Regions from separate parts of the Homo sapiens genome. Here region 1 is linked to region 2. A link is an interaction called in ENCODE POLR2A ChIA-PET data of the cell type or tissue named here. Cell type or tissue: OCI-LY7. All regions are shown on one strand. Each heading gives the region's core, and the rest is flanking DNA. Links, peaks and the distances in the headings are about the cores only. Region 1 overlaps STAMBP (STAM binding protein). Region 2 overlaps TET3 (tet methylcytosine dioxygenase 3).

Region 1 (9,910 bases), core at 1,911-9,910, 190 kb after region 2:
AACGCCTCAGGGCTCTCAGAGTCAGGTAGACCTGGGCTGCCATCCGACTCATCACTTTCTAGCAGTGGAATCATGGGCAAGTCCTACATGAGGATGCATAATACATGCTGGCAGTTAGGATACTTTATTCCTTTACTAGATTGATGATTTTTTTAGTGTTCTATTTAGAATTTTTGCATCTATATTATTGATTTTGATGTGAAGTGTGTGTGTGTGTACACAATTTATGAGATTGTGCTCATAAAAATGACTTATGTCATTTACTTAATTTCTGGGTTTTTTTTTTTTTTTTGAGACAGAGTTTTGCTCTTGTTGCCCAGGCTGGAGCGCAATGGCGTGATCTCGGCTCACCACAACCTCCGCCTCCTGAGCTCAAACGATTCTCCTGCCTCAGCCTCCCAAGTAGCTGGGATTACAGGCGTGTGCCACCACAGCCGGCTAATTTTGTATTTTTAGTAAAGATGGGGTTTCTCCATGTTTGTCACGCTGGTCTTGAACTCCTGACCTCAGGTGATCCACCCGCCTCGGCCTCCTAAAGTGCTGGGATTACAGGCGTAAGCCACCGCACCTGGCCAATTTCTGCTTTAGTACTTATTTCTTTCCCCCTGGTTTCCTAGTATATTTTATTATTCTTTTTCTAATTTGAGTCCGATGCTTAATTCATATCTTTTGATTCTTTCTTCTTAAATAATGAAAGCATTTAGAGTTCTAAATTTCCTTCTCTGTATAATTTGTAGAAATTACAGAAATTTTAATTTGTGATATTGTATTATCGTTCATCTCTAAATAAAAGATGAATGATTATATATGTAGTTTTTCTCATTTGCCTTTCTTCTAGAGGTAACCTTCTATTATTGTTATTTATTTATTTTTTTAGACGGAGTTTCGCTCGTTGCCCAGGCTGGAGTGCAATGGCGTGATCTTGGCTCACCACAACCTCCACTTCCCAGGTTCAAGCGATTCTCATGCCTTAGCCTCCCAAGTAGCTGGGATTACAGGCATGTGCCACCACATCTGGCTAATTTTGTATTTTTAGTAGAGACAGGGTTTCTCCATGTTGATCAGGCTGGTCTCAAACTCCTGACCTCAGGTGATCCACCCGCCTTGGCCTCCTGCTGGGATGACAGGCATGAGCCACCATGCCCGGCTGATTGTTAATTTTTAATTTTCACAATCTTTAAACATCAATATTTAAAATGTGCTCACATTTGTTGCACTTCTCCCAAAAAAGCAAAGCCTTACCATTTATTAATTGGATGATTTTGGACAAGTCTGTGCATTTATTCATATCTTATTCCATGTCAGGGGACTCAGTACAAAGGTGAAAAAGACAAAGTTGCTGTTCTCAAGGAGTATACTTTAGACACATAAGCTAGCAATAAACAAACAGGATGATTTTAGCTCATGACAGGGCTACACAGACAGTAACAGTGATGAGATAGAGTGATGGGGAAGAGGTGCTTAAAATGGGGTTGTCAGGAAAGGCCTCTGCTAACCACCAGATCTCATGGGCTCATCTTGAGATTTAACCCAGCAAACCTCTTCTGAGCCAGTTGGCACCACTGATCTCCCTCCCCTCCTTTAAACTGTTGCCTTCCTTGATTTCTGTGACAAGATACTGGTGTCACTATCTCCTTGTCTCCTCCTACTTCCAGCTCCCTCTTTCAGCCTTCTATGCAGGCACATCTTCTTTTGACCACCCATTAAATTCGCTGTTGGCCAGGACAACCATCCCTCCTGGCGGCTGGAAAGAAAGCTCAAGTGCAGCACAGGCCCAGCATATGATGCTGAGTCAAATTCAGATGGCTTCCTACAAGGTGACATAGAGCTTCTCCAGGCTAGGACACAGGTCCACCTGGCTACCTAACACATTATTCAACACCAAGGAACAACTGATCAATAAGGTTAAGTGCCTATACTGACTGCAAGGCATGTTACACAGTGCATAAAGCAAACATGATTCTTACCCTAATGAAATTTATACGATAGTTCAGAAACATGACTTACATAAAAGACAATATGAAAACGCTGCAAAACAACAAAAAACACACACAACAAATTGTGGGAAACAGACTATAGTTGCCACTGGAGTTCAAGGAAGGAAGCCCTCAGAGTGAACCTACCAGTGAGGGAAGGCACTAAAGGAACTGGAAGGACAGAGCCCATGGTTATGTAGCGTCACAGTGCTGGATTCTGGATCTAACAGGCTGATTGAATGATGCCGGACACACCTGTAAGTTAAGGCCCAGCTTCTAATCTCAAACAGGCTAAGGTGAACTAAAAATTGAACCCTGGATTAAGGGGTGAAGACTTCAGTGAAGAGGGCCAATGTTCTGCCCTTCCTTCATCTCAAGAAGTAGTTGGAACAACAAAAGTGGGAGGTTCAAACAAGAGTGGGCTGGAGCCAAGGGAAAATAGAGATGATGTAATTTCTTTAGGTCCTGGGTCTGCTCTGGGTCTTAGGGAGAATGAGTAGAAATTTGGAATGGTTCTTGAGGTCCTCAGTTTTCCTGCTCAGAACATCAAGGTAGACCAGATAGCTTTGGAGTCAAAGCCTAGCTAGTGCTAAAGAATGTGGATCTGCCCAAAGATTCCTCTAGCTGTATGCTGAATGGGCAGAGGTCCAGAAGATAGAAGCAACCGCACCCCAACTGTAACATTTCAAGAAAGACAAGTAACAAATCCCTTATATCTTTATAGCATCTTTCAACTAACGTAGGCCTCATATGCATATAGATGTCATTCTGTCATCATTTGAGGTAGGCATATTAGACTGATCCCATTTTACAGATTTTAAAGAAATTTAGGAAGTTAAGTGATTTGCTGGTGAATGTATAGCTGGGCCTAGAAGCAAAGCCTTAAATGTTCAACCTGGCACTTCCCCTGGAGAGGATAATATTCCAATAGTCCTGATCTAAACAGGATTTCCAGTGCCCCAAGCAAAGCTCCTCAGAAAAAGACATGATCCTTGACTCAGAAGTTCTACTCTGGGCTCACATGTTTGAAAGATCCTTGGACAAACTGGTCTCCAAACTCAGGTGGGGTTAAAACACTGAGATATGAGGGATGGGAGGCACAATATCAATAGCTGACTCTATTTTCTAGGGAACAACATCTACTCTGGTCCTAAAACTGTGTTCTCAAAATCCACTGGAAACATATCAAAATTGCAGGATTCACCAGACTTTCACTCATTAAAGCTTTGCTCCTAATAGCCTCCATTCTTCTCAACCCCAATATGAAAAATTTCTCTTTCAACTGGGGTAACTAAAACCCCAAAGAAGCCATCAACAGTCAAAAGGGATAGGCACTTACAATTTTAAATTCTGTGGTACCAAATGAAAGCTGAAATCCTTGCCTCTCAAGCAAGAAAATCCACCATGACACTGGCCCAAGGGAATGTTTCTCTCATGCTGCCTTTTATGGTATCTGGTACCCAAGACAATATTACAAAAGCTTAAGGGTTTCTTCTTCTTCCCCTTTGGTCCCATTTAACAAGGAGTATGTGAAAGTGATCATCTGAAAAAACCCAGCTCTGCTCTGACCCCAAGCAAATCAGCTCCTCTGATTCTCTCTGCACCTGGCCTATGGCACTTTGGTAGGTTTGTGCCTCCCAGGGCAACTGGGACATTGTTTGGCAACCTGACGATGCTTTTGTCTCCCCTCTCAGCCCAGAACACTAAGTATGGTACTTGTGCAGCTTGCAAGAGTGGAAAAGTCTCCTGGTCTTTGAGCCTCGGGAACCCAGGAGTCAGTCCCTTTAGCCAAATAGTCATTACCCTTTCAATACAATGTCTTTCCTCAGGTTGCGTGGTCTTTGTCCCTTTTACCCACAGTATTCCTTTCCTCTTTTCCCGACCGCTCTGGCTACTCCTCTTTCTCTCCGGCCTATCCAGTCTCAGGGCTTGTGGGCTGGCTTGATTCCACGTCTCCTCCACAGAGGTAAGATGAAGACAGAGACACTTAGACCATCCTATGCAGAGTGCCTCTGCAGTGGCTAGGCTGCAGCAGATATGAAGAGGGATCTACAGACTGATTTCCTGCACCCATCTAGCCACTAAGATATCTTGTGCCTAGAGGAAGAGAAAAGAAAATATAGCAGTTTGGTGATCAGTCTGTGATCAATGTGGTTGCAACGTATGATATGTTGTTGACCTGGCTGAATGTCTTTGGTGGGCAGAGACGGATAAGAGAGCTCACAATTCTTAGGTATCAAAGACCAATGCAGTGGTTGTCAACCCTGGTTGTACTTGAGAATTCTAGCAGCTTGAAAGACAAATGCAGAAACAACATCTGAGGCTCCACCCTAGAGATTCAGCTTTAATTGGTGGGGGGTAGAACACAGGCATCAGTATTTTTTAAATTGCTCCCTAGATATTTGAATATATAGCCAGGGGTAAGAACTTTAAGTGGAAAGTTCTGACTAAAAGCTAAATTTAGATTTTCAGCAATGGGAAGCTATTGCAGGTTTTTGAGCAAGAGAGAAAACATGAACATGGCTGGAATGTGAGAAGCTTCTCCTGATCAAAGTGTGCAGAACAGACTGGAATGAAGAAATGCTAAAAACAAAGAGACTTGGTAAAAGCCAACGGCTACAGTCGAAATAAAAGGTAAGAAAGCCCTAAGCTAAGTGGTAGACAAAGAATGGGAAGAAGGGGATGGATTTCCCAAAAGCAGAGGACTGGGCAATTTCAGGACTGTTTAGAGCAAGGTGGAACAGCCAGGCTGCTCTGGGCTGCAGCAGGAAATGGCTTGTCCAAGCCCAGCTGGCCCCCAGACCCACCCATACCAAAACAGCAAAGAAGGAATTTCCACTATATGGGGAATTAAGAACCCAAGAGAAGAAAAAGAATATAGAGAACTGGGCTCTTTCAGGGGACAAGTTCAAGGACCACTAACCTAAGCAATAAAGACTGAGACAAAATTTAAAAATGAAGAAAACTTTATGCATTCACAGATTCTCCCTCCCCCACCTAGAATTCTGATAAAGAATAAATCACTCTTCTCCTAGCCAAAGTATTTACTCTCCTGCCCTCACTCGAGGTGTCACAAATGACACCATTATTTCTAGGCCACCTAGAACACCAGGCTCAGCTCACAGAAAATTGCAGTAACAATTGCTGCTTCAAGCGTTTTCCTAGGTATTGCCTTAGTCAGAAAAGAACAGCCAACACAATGAAATTGGTAGGGTGGGGTGGCTGGGAAATGTAATCATTTATTGGAGTGTAACCTGGTACTCCAAACAAAGGCTTCATTATCCTCAGCCAAAAGCATGGAGGGCATAAGGAGGAAGTGAATGGTTGACCCATTTGAGACAGCACCAAAAGAACAGAGATGACTTCACAACACCTCTGGAAGATGGCAACAGGCAGATAAAAAACAAGGAGTAATTAAAAGTGAACTGGGACACACCATCAGTGTCAGTATATCTCAAATTCCATTTTTCCTTCACCTTTCCAAAACAACCATACCTTTTTTTTAACCTGTTTATACAATGCTTGATCAAATGGATCACTCTGAAGCACAAAAACATAAGTTAATTGTTACTTTATTGTAGAGGAAAAATATCCTGAAATATTTATTAAATAACAATAATTCCTGACAAAATCATTCTTCGGGATGTGTTAGCCAAACAATCTGGTCAAATGGAGTAAGCTGTCCCTCACCCCAGTAATAAGCTCCATTCATATTGCCATAAACCACAGGAAAATCCAAAAGATTTTCTAAATGGCTTCCAAATTTCTGCACAGATGCCCTTATTGAGCCCAGAGGTAAATATAAACAAATTGAAATTAGAGAGAAATTAGAAGGATAGCTGAGAGGAAAAAAATGTTAACAATTGGTGAATCCAGAAGGAAGGGTATATGGGGGTTCATTATACCATTCTTTCTTAATTTCTGAGCTACTTAATTTCTGAGTAACTTAATTTCTGAGTTACAGTTGCTTTTGGGTGACCATGTTCTCTTTCTGACTTGCCTAAAAAATATGTTCAGTTATTTCTTTTCAAACCTGAAATACAAAATCAGCTCTTTCTCAGGTGATGCCCCCCTTTCTACTATCTACAAAAACTTCCAAAGCTTTCTAGAAAGCTTAAATTAAGGGGCTACAGTACACTGATATGGTTTTGTTGTTCTTGGAAGGTGTTGGACTCAAACGCTCATCGAAGGTCTGTGATGGTCACTGCTCTGTCCACAACAGTCACGTGGCTGCAGCTCTGCAATAGGAAAAAAGAAAGGTGGAGTCCTAGAAAATTCTGAAAAGTCTTTTTTTTTTTTTTCTTCATATAGGGTCTTGCTCTGTTGCCCAGGCTGGAGTGCAGTGGCACGATCTCGGCTCACTGCAACCCCCGCCTCCTGGGTTCAAGCGATTCTTCTGCCTTAGCTTTCCCAGTAGCTGGGATTACAGGCACGAGCCACCATGCCTGGCTAATTTTGTGTTTTTAGTAGAGGTGGGGTTTCGCCATGTTGGTCAGCCTGGACTTGAACTCCTGACCTCAAGTAATCTGCCTGCCTCAGTCTCCCAAAGTATTGGGATTATAGGCGTGAGCCACCGTGCCCGGCCTGAAAAGTCATTTTAAAAAACCACTTTTTGGCTGGGTGCGGTGGCTCACGCTTGTAATCCCAGCACTTTGGGAGGCCAAGGTGGGCAGATCATGAGGTTAGGAGATCAAGACCATCCTGGCCAACATGGTGAAACCCTGACCCTACTAAAAAAAAAAAAAAAAAAAAAATTTAACCCGGTGTGGCGGCGCGCACCTGTAGTCCCAGCTACTCGAGAGGCTGAGGCAGCAGAATTGTTTGAACCTGGGGGGCAGAGGCTGCAGTGAGCTGAGATCATACCACTGCACTCCAGCCCGGCAACAGAGCGAGACTCTGTTTCAAACAAAAACAAAAACAAAAACAAAAACAAAAAAACCCTTATTTAAAATGTTCATTCTAGGCTAGTGGTTCTCAGTCTGGAAGCCAGACTGCTATTTAAGTGGTAGTTGTGGTAAGAGTCTGGGACTCATTACTACCACCAGTCCCACCTGTAGATGGAATCAGTGTTTGCCCATTTACCTTTGTTTATTTTTAAAATGTATATACATTCTAGACTCATTCTTTGATTCCTAAACTTGGGAACAAATAGTGTCATCCCTAAAATATATATTAATTTAAAAGAATTACTGAATTCATCACAGTTTTTTTAGCTATGATGTCACCCAAATAATAAAGTATACCTACTGTCACATGGTGAGAGAAGAATGCTCCCTTTTGGCATGCAACAGGGGCCTTTATAACTGAAAACATGGGCACTGGTGCCCCAGACCTTTTTTTCTGATTGTGTAGTCTTTGTTTCAACATCCTAGTACTTAGACATTCCAAGGCAGACTGATCTATTTTTGAACAGATTTGTCAGAAAGTTCTTCCTCACGCTCAGCAGAAAACCATCATTCCATGAAGTCTTTGTTTTAGTGCTAGGAGTGACGTGAAATATACCCAATCCCTTTTTTTATACTTCAACTCTTCTAACACTTGAAATCAGCTCTCAGATCCTTCCTGGGGTTTCTCTTCTAAGCATCTCCAGGTCCTTTTAAGTGTCAAGGTTCTTAGTCCCTTTTCCATATTGCTCACTTTTCTCTGAACCCAAAAGAAATAATACTCCATGGCCAGCATGGAGTAATGCAACACCATCAAATCAGCTTGCAGGGGCAAATGGAAACATACTGATCTTATCATCAACTAAACTTTTTATTCACAGACCACAACATAGGGAAAAAAGAACTTTGTAGGAAGGTCGTAAAGCCCCTATGATTTAAGCAAAATTCTACAAATATACTTAATTTACCTATCTGAAGTGGCTTCTCTTTTCCTTTGCCTTCAAATCTCTTATTGAAGTACAGGCTTAGAAAGAGACATTGATGAAAGGAAAAAGTAACATTTAATAAGCCAGCAACTGCATTACGTACTTCCTGCACATTACTTCATTTAATCATCTCAAGAACCCTATAAAGTAGGTGTTATTATTATGCCTATTTTATAGATGGGAAAACTGAGGCCCAGGAACGGTAAGTAGCCCAATCAAAGGCACACAGTGGCAAAGCTAAGATTCAAATCTATTCCTGTCCCACACTGCTTCTCATGTACGTCCTTATTATGGAGATCTGGCAAGGTAAGTGACAAAGCTGGTCTTCTGTGTGGATCAGAAAGGATGATGCATTTCATCAGCTCTGACTGTCCTCCCTGCTTGAAGCATAGCCCCATTTTCTTTTACATAGATACGTACACAGAACAGAGGTGGATCCTTGCTGTGTGGATGAAATCCTTTCTGGCGACAGGAAGAAATCTCCTCTAGTCCATGGTCAGTTAGTTTAAAGAATCCAGTTCTGAAATTTAAAAAAGGCAGGCTAAGAGTCAAGCAAAGGTGTCCCTCCATCCCAAACATATGCACGCACACACACACCAGCATGCACACTCACACAGCAGGGCAGAGGTCATTGTGAGACAGCTTCTGTAGGATGCTGCCTCACAGGTCTCTTCTCTGGTGAATGAATCACAGTTAGAGAATGACTCATTACTGCCATCACACTAGTTTTGCTGGAGAATTCATAGTAAATAATCAAAGTGGGAGTAGAGACAGGATTTGGTATGAAAAAGAAGTGCATTCTGAGATAATGTGTTTGATTTTGAAACTTTCTTATTTTTTATTTTTATTTTTTTATTATATTTTTTTATTTTTTATTTTTTATTTTTTTATATTTTATGATTTTGAAACTTTCTAATCCAACATAAAACTCTTGACATTCCTATCGCTTCAAGTCAAACACTTCAAATTTCTTGTAGACTTTTCTTAGAAAAGCAACTAAGTTGTTACTTGGATATCTTTTTGAACAAGCATGATAGATAAATCATGATATGGGGCTTAAAAGGAAGCCCTTTAGAATAACCAACTTACATTATAATCTATGTATTTTACAAAGGACAAGTCCACAAGAATAGAGACCTTTTCCCCTGAGGCTTTCTTCCCTACTACCCCCTTGAAACACCCAGAACCATGCCCTCTATACTCACTCCTGGAACTTGGGGGAGCAAACAATGGCTACTGACTCTGGCAACATCATCTGGTAAGAGCAGTGAGTGTGTAGGTCGACACTGGAGAGAAACGCGGTCTGTGTGGGGTGAGTCTGAGGAGAGAAAAAGAGTCAGAGGACTCTTAGCGAGGATATATGGTAATCCCTCCTTATTTGCGATTCCCTTTCTGAGGTTTAAAGCTATCCATATCAACTGCAATCTGAAAATATTACATACGATAACATACTTTGAGAAAGAGAGATCATCTTCACATAACTTTTATTACACTGTATTTTTATAACTGTTCTGTTTTATTATAGTTGTTGTTAATCTCTTCCTGTGCCTAATTTATAAATTAAACTTTATCGCAAGTATGCATGTATAGGAAAAAAACATAGCATATATAGGGTTTGGTACTATCTGTGATTTCAGGCATCCATTGGGGGGTCTGGGCTCATATCCCCTGAGGATAAGGGGGGGACTACTCTGACATACAACCAAGTCTGGTCTCTGAAGGAAGTAAAGCCAAACAGTTCTCAACAGCTGGTCACAATCTCCTTTGTAAGTGAGAAGCCATCTGCAACCATGAGAGGTCCACCTGAGGTTCCTAATAAGTAAGGAAGCTCCTTTCCAGCACTGTAAACAAATATTGCTTAATACCAGTATGTGAAGAGACTCATAATTTCTTTCCTTTTTTAAGTTCAAGAGACTTACTATACAACATGGTGACTACTGTTCATCACAATGTATTATACACTTGAAAACTGCTTAAGAGAGTAGATTTCAAGTGTTCTCACCACAAAAAAGTATGTGACATAATGCATATGCTAATTAGCTTGATTTTCCCATTCCACAATATA
Region 2 (8,000 bases), core at 1-8,000:
GTTTATTTGTTAATCAATCTTCTCACAGGAGAAGCTGATCTCTAGTTTCTCCCCCTTGACAGAACTGACATTTTGGATCAACTAGCTCCTTACTGTAGGCACTGTTAGGAGGCTTAGCAGCATCCCCAGCTTCTAGACGCCAGTGGTTCCACACCACTTTTGATGACCAAAAATGTCCTCAGATATTGCCAAATGTCCCCTGGGGGAGAGGAATGGAAAGCCTCCAATTGAAAGCCACTGGTCTATACTTATTTGCCCAAAAATAGAGTGGGCAGAATTTCCTTACTCCTGTTTACCTGGACAGTGCTCAAATTCTTTCCTTAAAAATTCAGGTAGATAACTGGATGCTTGTAGAGGTTTCAATTATTAGTTTGAAAGTTCAGCAGTCTGAGAGGGGATAGGAGAACTGGGGCTGGCTGTGGACAATTGCGACTGGGAAATTTCATCTCCAAGCCCTTTGTCTGTTGGAGCCAATGCCTCTAAATTTTTATGTGTATGTTGAGGGTTGGGTTGTACTCTGTCCTGATGTGGAGAGACACTCTTAGGATTTTGGTTCATTCCCTCGAAAGGGACTGAGCTGGTCACTCTGATAAGATGTCAAGTTAAAATAAAGCCCCACAGTTGGCAGGATTTTTGTTTGGTGGTTCAGCATATATTTTTTCTTTGTACAATAGCCTTTTCGGTACTGTTGGCCCTCAGCTACAAAGCCAGCTCTTAGGATATGATTTCCCATCTCTCCAGCCCACCATCCTCATCCTCAGCCCAGACCTTATCCCCTTCAAAAGCTGGAGCAAATGGGGAACATGCTCTGCCTGCATTCCCTGGTTTCCAGAGAGCATGGCTTCTAGATGGTGGTCTCCCATCTTCCAGCCCATTTCTCCAAGTTGTGGGGTCCCTCTGTTACTTTTCCCAACACTGGGAGTTGTGTACTCAGTGTGTCATTCTTTAATTCAATTTGATCTCAAAGTGGCAGAGAGACCTTGGAATTCATGGTTGAAGATTGGGGCTATTCCCAAATTTCAGCTGATGAAAGCTTTTCCTCTATTTTTATTGATTTGGTTCCTTTCACCAGGTTTCAGGAAAGGAGTATTTTACCATCTTGCTGTTAAGTCACTATTTTACCTTGTAGTCCCCAGGGTAATATTTCTTCCTTCTCCATAAAGATAAAGTGGCATCGCTGGGAAATGGCTCAACTCTTCTTAAAGAAAGATCTATTTTATGTCTTGTTTTGACCACTGAGAGAAGAAGTGAAGGTGGTTCTTTTTTTCCCCCCCTTTCTAAAATACATGGTAGAAAGCTCTAGGGGAGAGCTCAGGAGAGCAAAATCCAATTTTTGAGAAAGTGCTCGTTATACAGCTTTAAGTGTTTTTCTTAACCCTGTGCACTTAATTCTATACTCATTAAAATAGAAAAATATGTTCTGTTCCATTTCTGCTCTAGGCTGGGGAGAGAATGAATATATCCTTTCTGCTATCAGCAAGAGACACTTAACACAAGAAACCACTCATTACTACCTAACAGAAAGAGAGATGCTTAATTTCTAAAAGAACCTTCCACCTTTCCACACTCTCTACACACAGACTAAGGCATCCACATTTTTCCAGTGGGGAACCAATGGCCAGGAATGTACACAGGAGCACAGCTGAGGCATTTCTTTTTTATGACATTAGTACAGAGAGACAGTATACAATTAATGTACAGATGTCAAGATCACACAAAGGCTCCATTTGTACCTATCTACTCTTTCCAAACAATCCTATATAATTGCCCCAGTTTCTTAGTCCATTTTCTGTTGTTTATAACAGAATACCTGAAACTGGGTAATTTATAAAGGAAGGAATCTATCTGGAGTCTGAGAAGTCCAAGGTCAAGGGGCCACACCTGTTGAGGCCCTTCGTGTTGATCGGGACTCTGCAGAGTCTCAGGTGGTGTAGGACACATGGTGAGGGGCTGGGTGTGCCAGCTCAGGTCTCTCTTCCCTTTCTGAATAGAGCTACCAGTCCCACTGCCATGCTAACCTGTTAATCCATTAACCCATTAATCCATGAATGAATTAATCCATTCATGAGGATAAAGCCTGCATCACCCAATCACCTCTTAAAGGCCACTCTCTCAATACTGCCTTTAGGGGATTAAGTTTCAATGTAAGTTTGGGGAAACAACAACATTCAAACCACAGAACTCAGTTTCCTGATATAATTTTAGTGGACTTAACGCTGAAGAGCATAAGATTATATAGATAATTAGATTCCACTTTAATGACAGTCAATGACTGCTAGCATGATGCCTCCTGATAGTTACAAAGCCACAGCCATGGGCAGGTAGAATGTTAGGCTTTACTCTGGATCAGGTGTGCTGGATGAATTTTTTAACACTAAAATCTCAGGTCAGCTGCCTGTGAAACCATGTACAGCATGCTGGGCCTTTATAATAATGGGCATATTCAAGACCATAAACATTAAAGGTAAGGAGATCATTCCTAAACCCATTTGACACCTTTGCAGAGTATAAATATGGAGGCAGAATAAGGCTGACCAGTTGACCAAAAAATATGAAGGGTACTTGCCATAGGCTTAGCACCAGTCTAGATGCTTTATAAATACAACACGCGGCCAGGCATGGTGGCTCACTCCTGTAATCCTAGCATTCTGGGAGGCCGAGGTGGGTGGATCGCTTGAGCCCAGGAGTTCAAGATCAGCCTGGGCAACATGGCAAGACCCCATCTCCTCTACAAAAAATTTAAAAAATTAGCCAGGCATAGTGGTGCATGCCTGTAGTCCTGGCTACTTGGGAGGCTGAGGCAGGACGATCGCTCAAGCCTAGGAGGTCAAGGCTGCAGTGAGCTGTGAGTCTGCCACTGCTATCCAGCCTGAGTGACACAGTGAGACCCCATCTCAAAAACAACAACAACAACAACAACAAAAAACATGCAGTCCTTGTGCTTAAGGAATCTGGGCTTTAACTGCAAAGACTGGTGCACATAGAACAAATAATGTAAGACAAGAAAGAATCCAGCATTAAATCCTAACCCTTCTTTTCTGATGCTGTTAGCCCTCCCGACCTTGAAACTATCCATTGGTTCTTTAACATACCCTCTCCTCAATTTCTTCCCACATCTTTTCCACACTTTCTTCAAAGCCTCCTGTTTGAGCTCCTCTCCCCTAAATGGTGGTAACTTCCATTCTGGGGCTTCTTTTTGATCTACACAGTCAGCCTGGTGAAAAGATCAGGACTGAACATTTTCAGTTACCATCAGTCTGCCAAAGAACTACCAGTTCACAGATCTGACCAGATGGACACTGCCAGGTCCCACAGACATTCAAAAGCCAGGTACCCAGACTTGCTGCCCTCCCAGTATTTCTAACCTTGGTGAAAGGCAGCACCATCAACCCAGTCGCCCAGCCTGAAACCTCAGGAGTCACCTGTGACCACTCCTCCTCCCTTACTCCTACATCCAACCAGTCACTGGAGCAGTTAATTCTTTTCTTATTCTTTCTCTTATCTGCCCCCTCCCCTCCTCCTTTCTACTCAAGGTCACTCTAGTTCAGAGGCCCATTATTTCTTGCCTGAACTACATCTGAGCCTACAAACTGGTTTCTCTGGCTTTGGTATCATCCCCTCTTCCCCTGAAACTCTCCTCTCCAGCCACTCCCAATCTTTCATCCTCCACACCCGTCACACCCGCATGACCTGTATTTCCCCATGTTCTCTCATCTTCCGCATCTTCATGTGTCTTTCCACATGTCTTTCATCTGCATAAACTTCAGGTCCCTTCTCCCTGTTCCTCTATTAAACTTCTATTTATCCTTTAAAACTCAGTAAGACATCCTCTCCTGCAGGAAGTTTTCTCTGATACCCTCCTACTCACCGTCAGATTCCCCATCCTTTATATGGTGTCCAAATAGTCATTGTTTCAAAAAAACATTTAAAAGATAGGAAGTTTCTCTTCATCTCAATGCAGTGGGGTGGGGGGTTTGTGTGATACATTCTCATAGAAATAAAAACTGTAGAAAACAGACTTTACACGACTGTAAACAAATAACTTTGTGTCCTCCATTCAGGACTATGTCCCATTTGAAATTCCCTGATGGACATGCCATCAGCCACATTCGCTGGACAATGCCACTCCCTCACCCAGACTTTCACCATGCTCCAGGCAAAGGAGATATTTTCCCTGTGGCTTCTTCAGGGAAGAACAATCAACTGATTAAAAATACAACATATTTCTATGAAGGCAACCACTAGCATCTACACCTCCTAACCTCTTGCTTTTGCTGTGGTTTAGTCTCTGCAGCTTCCTGTTGGCTGCTCCCCAGAGACATCAGGACAACGCTTACAAACTAACACAGATACCTTCCTCATCTCTAAGATGGTGACTAGATGAGCACAAAGGATGCTTTTCCCACTAAAAAGTCATTTGCATTCATTCTCCGTCCTAAACTGGCTCCTCTTGGGAATTTCCCTGTTACTGAAAATAGACAAAATACACAAAGGCGAAGGGAACAACAGTCTCTATAGCTCCTTGTCCTGTTTCTGACAATGGTGTTATAGGATGGTTGGGGGGGGACTCTCCAATGAGTATTTTTAAATATCCACATCCACAAGTCACTTGCAATAATTCAACATAGAAATTCAACTTGTGATAAATATTCTCAAAGCTGCAAACATCATATTATCTTTTAGAGAATGGCATTTCCTTTCATAGCTTATAAGTTTACTTCTTTGAAGCTTTAAGGGGTGCCTTTAATTCTAGAACTTCAAGATTCAGATAAAAAAATCCATATGAGTCCCATTCAGACCTTCAGAAACCCATCATTTTTACATAAAGGGGTTGGGGACTTTGGTTACATGGTGATGCTCATATTGGCTAAATTGCTTATTTGGCAAAATTACCAAATAACTTGAATAATAGAGGGTTTTTTTGTTTTGTTTTGTTTTTTGAGACAGAGTCTTGCTCTTTCGCCCAGGCTGGAGTGCAGTGGCGTGATCTCAGCTCACTGCAACCTCGGCCTCCCAGGTTCAAGTGATTCTTCTGCTTCAGCCTCCAGAGTAACTGGAATTACAGGCACCCGCCACCATGCCCAGCTAATTTTTGTATTTTTAGTAGAGATAGGGTTTCACCATACTGGCCAGGGTGGTCTCGAATTCCTGACCTCATGATCTGCCCGCCTCTGCCTCCCAAAGTGCTGGGATTACAGGCATGAGCCACAGCGCCCGGGCCCCTCCCCCACCATTTTTTTTTTTTTTTTTTTTGGCTATAGGAACTTGTATGCTTTTATAAAGTTGTTCCCATATTCTGTTATCAGCTCTTAGATGGCTTCATGGAGTCTCCATATTTCACCCCCACTTCTATGGAAAATTCTTCCTTATATTAACCTATAACTCTCTACCTACCACTGGTGAGGGGATGAATTTCTGGAGTATGGGATTTTCCCATTGTCATCCCAGAGTGAGCACCTTGATTTCTAAGCCTTGTTCTGAGCCTGAATTCACAAAGACAAATTCTACCATACCAACTGAAGAAGCACCTGTTCAGGCGTGGTGGCTTATACCTGTAATCCTAGCACTTTGGGAGGCTGAGGCAGGTGGACTGCCTGAGCTCAGGAGTTTGAGACCAGCCTGGGCAACACGGTGAAACCCCGTCTCTACTAAAATACAAGAAGTTAGCCAGGCATGGTGGTGGGTGCCTGTAATCCCAGCTACTCGGGAGGTCGAGGCATGAGAACTGCTTGAACCCAGGAGGCAGAGGTTGCAGTGAGCCAAGATCACGCCACTGCACTCCAGCATGGGCAACAGAGCGAGAAGCATGTGGCCAGACAATTCTGGAAAACAGAATGGGTTTTCCTAACATGAACCTCAGGCCCTCCAGAAGCTGTTTCAGAGCAAATCTCTTCGTTGGTTCTCTTCATTCTACTACCATTGTTTTAGTGAGGACTTGTTTCCCAACTGACCAATTTCAATCACAATATGACATGGTGGTTAAGAGTCCAACTGCCTAGGTTCAAATCTCACTTTCACTAGTTTGTATGACCTTGGTAAATTACTTAATCTGTTTCCTCATGGCTAAAATGGAGCCACTGACAGTATTTACCTCATAGAGCTGCTATGAGGATTAAGTGAGGTGGTGACTATTAAGTACTTGGCAGGGTGCCTAGACCAGAGCAGGTGCTTCATAAACACTTTTACTCTCAAAAGCTTCCTAACGGGTCTCCTACCACAGGGTTATCACCCTTCACCAATCCACCTTCCATGCTACTGCTAGCATGCACTTTCACAAATATTTCTGGGTTATACAACACAAATTTCATTGTAGAAAATTCAGAAAACACATGAGGGAAAGGTCATCCATACTCCGACCATACAGACAATCCACTGTTCATATATTTTCTTCTAGTCTTTTTTCCATTTTCTAAAACTCAACTGAGATGATTGTTCAAATTTGTTTCTGCTGTTTTTACCTAAGTATTTTCCTCTAATTTAATAATACAAAGTGTTGTTAGCTCCCAGTTCCTGGAGGTCTGGTTTCTCTGATGCTGACAGATGCCTGCATTTTTGCTCACTGCCTACAAGCGAACATGTATCCTCTCTGGTGGAGGCTCCTCATCCGAGGAATGCAGGAGAACAGAGGTTTCAGGTCACCCTTGCAACATCCCATCCTGCAAGCTTGCTCCTTCTGCCCCAAGACTGTGCTTATGCACTACTCAGTCTGGAAAGCCTTTCTGCCTCTCCCCATCTGTGTTCACCACAGTTTTCAAAACCCAGCTCTAAACAAGAGTTTCCCAGATAAAACATGATCTCCCATGATGACAACTAAGTCTGTGCTACAGGGTACCCCTGCGATATAGCCACTTCCATACAACAGCATGGGCCTCGGAGGTAAAAGGCACTCAGCACACACTGGCTGAGTGGGTAACTAAATATTTTATTGTTGTTTTTTTTTTTCCTTAAGTAAACCATAGGCTGGGTGCAGTGGTTCACGACTATAATCCCAGCACTTTGGGAGGCTGAGATGACAGGATCGCTTGAGCCCAGGAGTTTGAGACAAGCCTGGGCAATATAGTGAGACCTCGTCTCCACAAAAAATTTTTAAAAATTAGCCAAGTATGGTGGCATGCGCCTGTAATTCCAGCTACTCGGGAGACTGAGGTGGGAGGATTGCTTGAGCCCAGGAAGTGGAGGCTACAGTGAGCAGAGATCATGCCACTGCATTCCAGCCCCCGCAACAGAGTGAGACCCTGCCTAAAAATAAAAAAAGGAAACCGCAAAGTCCTTCAGTGATGAACCATTTCTCTTAATTTTATCCTTATTGGTAGTTATACATGGCTAGGTAATTAATATATGGTAACTAAAGGAACAGCCAACTTTTTTTTTTCCTTTACAAGGTATGGTTTTACTTTTCTTGCCCTATTGGACTTGATAGGCTTGATAACAGCTGACACTCTTGTGCCAACACAGCACTAAGTGCTTTACACATAGTAACGAATTTCATCCTCACAACAGCCCTGGTGAGGCCGGTACTATTATCGTTTTCATTCTACATATGAGGAAGCAGAAACCGTGATGGGTTATGTAAAGTGCCCAAGCACTCCCAGCTAGTAAGTGATGGAGTTGGGATGCAAATTTAAAAACTAGTTTGACCACACATAATATCCATATAATTAAATTCAACAATTAAAATATTGGCTAAGGATCAACTATGTCTTAAAACACTAGGTAAGGATATTTCCCACGTTGTAGAAGGAGAAACGAGGTGCTAAACACAGGCGGATGGGACACACACATACACGCACAGAGAAAAGGGTAAGCGGACCCCATGATCAAAACAAGTTTCCCCCATATGCTGGTAAATAAGAGGGCCCTCGAAGTCATGTCGTTACTAGTCATATCTAAGAATGGACAGGGCCAGTGGGAACCATCATCTAGGAGCATGTCTCTTGAGTGCCTGGCAGCATATCTGTTCACCCCCAAGTAAGAGCCCTGGGGCCAGATTTTCCTTGTTC

Evidence for each region. Peaks named below come from ENCODE experiments on the same cell type or tissue, not always from the same donor. Only the 100,000 strongest peaks of a DNase experiment are listed, where the experiment ranks them.
Region 1: POLR2A ChIA-PET joins it to region 2 with 5 read pairs; 2 of 35 experiments call an interaction of 5 or more read pairs at or near these places.

Annotation. Positions count from the first base shown.
Region 1 is chr2:73,858,507-73,868,416 of GRCh38, reverse strand. STAMBP (STAM binding protein) reads right to left here. Exons shown (of 10, transcript NM_213622.4): 8 at 9,051-9,163; 9 at 8,266-8,365; 10 at 1,249-6,214. The coding sequence ends at 6,158. Among named protein-coding and RNA genes, the nearest start is that of ACTG2, 30 kb to the left of the region's middle. In OCI-LY7, for the core only: no CTCF peak of the experiment used is centred there; no DNase peak of the experiment used is centred there.
Region 2 is chr2:74,049,810-74,057,809 of GRCh38, reverse strand. All of the region lies in intron 4 of TET3 (tet methylcytosine dioxygenase 3), which reads right to left. Among named protein-coding and RNA genes, the nearest start is that of TET3, 69 kb to the right of the region's middle. RefSeq lists enhancers at 5,105-5,604, 5,605-6,106. In OCI-LY7, for the core only: no CTCF peak of the experiment used is centred there; a DNase peak (open chromatin) is centred at 4,309.